Regions from separate parts of the Homo sapiens genome. Here region 1 is linked to region 2. A link is an interaction called in ENCODE POLR2A ChIA-PET data of the cell type or tissue named here. Cell type or tissue: A673. All regions are shown on one strand.

Region 1 (2,500 bases), 100 kb before region 2:
AACACTCAATAAACAAACACAGCTGGCATTGGTATTTAGAACATTCATTCACAGCCCAGGGTCTTGCCCTCATATTGAGGTGTTATGTGAATCACCTGAACCTGCAAATTGTGTGTGTACACAATTTTTTGAGAAGAGGATCCCTGAGAGTTTTCAGACTCTCGAGTGGGGACAATTACTCCACCGTCTAAAGGAAATCAGAATCGCTGCTATAGAGACCGATACCATTGGACTACAGAAAATAAGACAGCAGCCTATTTTACGTAAGAGTCTAAGGATCACAGATTTTAATTCTTATGCAGCCTTAGTTTGCTTTAATGCTCAACTGAATCACAGAGCACTGAATTAGGAACTAGGGGACATGGTCTCTTGTCTGAGTCCTTTTCCTTTGCTAGCTCTATAGTCTTGGTTTATTCACCCACCCTCTTACTTTATAAACGTTTTTGCCCTGGTTTGGGCAGAGATAATGCCAAGAAGAATAATGCTTTTAAAATCCTAAAGACAAACACAGAACTACATGAAAAGTATAGGGTCTGCAAGTCAGGAGATGTCTTGCTCAGAGCACCCTGTTTCCTAATGTGCAAAATAAGTGAGTTTAATTAGATGACATTTAAGATTTCTTCTAACTGCTCACTATAATCCAAAGATTTGAAAATAAATTGCCTCTGTTCCGAGGATTTGTTTTCTGTCTGAGTCTTCACTGTACTAATTTACACCCTTGCCCACACCAAGGACACTATTTTTACTGACCCATTTGCAAAATTGAAGTAGAGGTGGCATCTTAGTCCATCCGGGCTGCTATAACAAAACACTTTAAGCTGGGTAATTTATAAACAACAGAAATGTATATCTTGCCACTCCGGATCCTGGGAAGTTCAAAATCAAGGCACCAGCAGATTTAGTGTCTAGTGAAGGCTCTCTGCTTTATAGAGGGTACCTTGTGGCTGTGCCCTCCCATGGTAAAAGTGGGGCAAGGGAGCTCACTGGAGACTCTTTTATAAGAGCAGTAATCCCATTCATGAGGGTAGAAGCCTCTTGCATTGATCATTTCCCAAAGTCCCCACCTTTTAATACTATCACATTGGGTATTAGATTTCAACACATAAATTGGGGATGCGAGGGAGGATAAACCAACATTCAGACCATGTGAGATGGGAAAGTAAGAGACATTCTCTGCTCTTTGCTGATTTTGATTCGGTATATTTAGCCCTTTAATGGGCTTCTTGGACTTGAGCTAAGTTGGATAGCAAGAGGAACTTAAGACTTGGTGAAGCCAATTATTAAAAAGTCAAAAAAATAGGCCGGGCACAGTGGCTCATGCCTGTAATCCCAGCACTTTGAGAGGCCGAGGTGGGTGGATCACAAGGTCAGGAGATCGAGACCTTCCTGGCTAACACAGTGAAACCTCGTCTCTACTAAAAATACAAAAATTAGCCGGGTGTGGTGGTGGGCACCTGTAGTCCCAGCTACTCGGGAGGCTGAGGCAGGAGAATGGCATGAACCCGGGAGGCAGAGCTTGCAGTGAGCCGAGATCACGCCACTGCACTCCAGCCTGGGTGACAGAGTGAGACTCCGTCTCAAAAAAAAAAAAAAAAAAAAAAAAAAAAAAAAAAGCAGATGCTGGCGGGTTGCAGAGAAAAAGGAATGCTTATATGCTGTCGGTGTGGGTGCAAACTAGCTCAACAGGAAAGCAGTGTGGCAATTCCTCAAAGACCTAAAAACAGAATTGCCATTCAGCCCAGCAATCCCATTACCAGGTATATACTCAAAAGAATATCAATCATTCTATTATAAAGACACATGCATGCATGTGTTCATTGGAGCAGTATTCACAATAGCAAATACATGGAATCAACCTAAATGCCCATCAACAGTAGACTGGATAAAGAAAACGTGGTACCTATACACTGTGGAATACTATGCAGCCATAAAAAAGTACAACATCATATCCTTTGCAGGAACATTGATGGAGCTATAGGCCATTATCCGTAGCAAACTAATGCGGGAACAGAAAACCAAATATTGCCCATTCTTACTTATAAGTGGGACCTAAATGATGAGAACTCATGGAATCATAGAGAGGAGCAACAGACACTGGGGCCTATCAAAGGGTGGAGAACGGAAGGAGAGAGAGGATCAGGAAAAACAACTAATGGGTACTAGGCTTAGTACCTGGGTGAGACAATAATCTGTACAACGAGCCCCTGTGACATGAGTTTACTTATCTAACAAACCTGCACGTGTACCCCTGAACTTAAAATAAAAGCTAAAAAGGAAATAGCAGGGACCCAGTGAAGGCAAAAGCACCCGAATTCCAGCTCAGAATGACTTCCCCACTGAGCCCAGCAGAGCACCAATGGGAGATGAATCTAACTCCTCTGGATGTGTAAATTCTGTACCCTTCTCGCCCATCCCCTGGGAATCTTTGAGTTTTACACACTGAGGTATCAATTTCTTTGATTGGACTGAAGATCCATCTCAGTAAATGTGAATTTAGGAA
Region 2 (2,500 bases):
ATGGTATCTCTGAAGAAATATCCATCAACCCCCAAACAATGACAACCTCACAAGAGTACACTGCAGAAAAACAAATTTAAAAAACAACAACAAAAAAAAACAAAAAAAAAACACAAAAAAAGAAAGGAAGAAAGAAAATTACCCCCACACTGCCTCTTTAAAGGGGGGGAGGGGCAAACTTTTAGTGGGAAAGGCTTTAAAATGCTGCTTTGTTCCAAAGGCCATTCTGCAATGATGAAGGGGGATGATTGAAAAGGTTAGTAGCAGGGGAAGAGTTAACAAGTAAGATGTGCTTTTGCTAAGAGGGGGTGATTTGCAAGGTGAGAGCTTTAGAAGGGGGAAGGCAATTTCCTTACAACAATGCAATCGGTACTTTCTGTCTTGCTCACAGTCCTCCAAGACGTTATGCAAACCCAAACTGCAGCCTGGGCGGTAATTTCAGAGTTGCCCCAAACATTATTCTTTGGCCAGCCGGGTACTGGAGCTTACAATATTCCGTGTTGTTCCCCATGTTTTCCTGTGTTATTTTCCTAGCTCAGTGCAAATGCAGAAACTCTTCTTTGGGCAGAAAGAGACACTGACCTGAACTGGTTTAAATTCCTGCCAAATATGCAGGCACTGTTTTTGCTACATTTTGGAATTTGGCTTAGACCATATGTCAGGCATTTATTTGTACTCAGAACTAGAATGGAGACCTAACAACTTCAAAAAATAAAAGCTTTTTTGTTTTTAAAGCATTAAGAATGTCCTGAAAGTTTTCTATTATTAATTAATCTGAATATGATTAATGTTTTTAGTTAAGATATCTCATTACACACTCTCCTGTTTACTGCAGGGGAAATTCAGCTTCACCCTGCTCAGTAATTACAAAAACAATTCCTTTGAAAGCAAGGGAAGAACACCCGTGTCAGCTATTTACAGCATTTAAAAAATTCTGTGGTTTTCAGAATTAAGGTTCAAAGTGAATGTTATTAATGTTGAGTAATAAAGTAGTTTTTCTTGCACAGATATACTAAATGTAAAAAGAAATGTTTACACTGGAATGATTTTCCCAGGGTGGGAATCGGGGCTGGGGAGTTGGAGGTTTGGGCCCACCCTAGGTTTTTCAACTTGACATCTTTACATCTTACGGTTCCAGCCCAGGTCCTAGCAGATTTCTTTTTTCAGAGAGCTGGTAAATCACGCTACGGGACTGACTCAGAGTGCCACGGGGCATGGCCTTGTTTCGTGGGTTTCTGTTGATGATCCTCCACCGTGGCGGGGCAACTGTGTTTGCAAGAGCCCTCCAGGAGAGGATCCCGGGGAGAAGTAGATGGATGAGGAGTCCCTGGAGCCCATCAGGATTTCTCTTCCCCTCCCCCTCTCTGGTGCCAAATGGGTCACTTGCACAGTGCAAAGCTTTCTCTCCACAGAGCTCAGCGTGATACCTCCGTCTGCTGTTGGCAAAGCTTTAAGACTGCTGGGAACTCAGACGAAATCATCCACAGGCTTGGAGGTGTGGCAGGGTGTAACTAGAATGAGTGCAACTTTTTAAACGGCTCCTAACCATAGGCAGGCTGGGAAGGCCCCAAGACGGAAGGGCAGCCGAGGGGAGGGTCGCTGAACAGCAGCTTGATCTTAATGATAGAATTGGCAGCGGTGTTTGGTTGCTCTTGAACAGAGTAAAAGACCTTAATAGGCCAGACGTCCTATTAAAACCTCAATTGTGAAATTAGAAATTAACTTGATGGAATGTGACAGTCTATCTTACCTATCTGTTCTTTCAGAGCTGGACTAAATTGGTCTAACTAGGACACTTGAAGGCTTGTGAATCAGTTCACACGATCAGTGTGAAAAGCGGGTATGAAGACCCAGATGCTGGTGTGTACGTGTGCATATAAGCCCCAACAGGTATGAATTCAGAAGCAGTGGATATGCGGGTACTCTTCACTCTCAAGCAAGCCCCACATGACAGAAAGTTCTTGCTACCAGCCAGGAATGATCTCACAGGGTTGAGCAGTTTGAATTGGCTACTTTCCTGAAAATCTCTAGAAACAAATTCTTTTCGACATAGCCTTTTCCAGAACAGCACCAAATTAGAGTAAACTCCACAAATCCTGAATTAGAATCGTAATTCCGAAAAGCGGCTATCTTTATTCTTGTGGGTTCCATAAGCAGCAAGGGACTCTGGTCACCAGTTCCTTCATGGCGTCTCTGAACTTCCCTCAATCTCGCTTTGCTTTTTAGCTAGAAATCAAGCCTTTCTGGCTTCCGATTGTTGGAGAAGTGGAAACAGTTAATGGAGTATGCAATGAGGTATGTTGTAATTTCCAATTCACAGCATTAACGCTTGTAGTCATGAACTTGAAATGTAGCATTTTTCACAGAGGCAAAGTGTGGAAAGTAGTATATATGAGTAAGGAGTACAAATGTTGTTTTGCATTTTTGCTTACATCTGAGAGCATAGGCCAAATTATAGAGTGACAAAAGTCAGATATATAATTGTCTTTCATAGCATTTT

Evidence for each region. Peaks named below come from ENCODE experiments on the same cell type or tissue, not always from the same donor. Only the 100,000 strongest peaks of a DNase experiment are listed, where the experiment ranks them.
Region 1: POLR2A ChIA-PET joins it to region 2 with 9 read pairs; 2 of 35 experiments call an interaction of 5 or more read pairs at or near these places.

What each region holds. Positions count from the first base shown.
Region 1 is chr6:139,573,718-139,576,217 of GRCh38, reverse strand. No RefSeq gene overlaps it. Among named protein-coding and RNA genes, the nearest start is that of LINC01625, 100 kb to the right of the region's middle. In A673, no CTCF peak of the experiment used is centred here; no DNase peak of the experiment used is centred here.
Region 2 is chr6:139,472,322-139,474,821 of GRCh38, reverse strand. LINC01625 (long intergenic non-protein coding RNA 1625) reads left to right here and starts at 226. Exons shown (of 4, transcript NR_033919.1): 1 at 226-256; 2 at 1,767-1,890; 3 at 2,227-2,295. RefSeq lists an enhancer at 1,337-1,837. In A673, no CTCF peak of the experiment used is centred here; DNase peaks (open chromatin) are centred at 181 and 1,431; H3K4me3 peaks cover 1,703 bases; H3K27ac peaks cover 2,409 bases.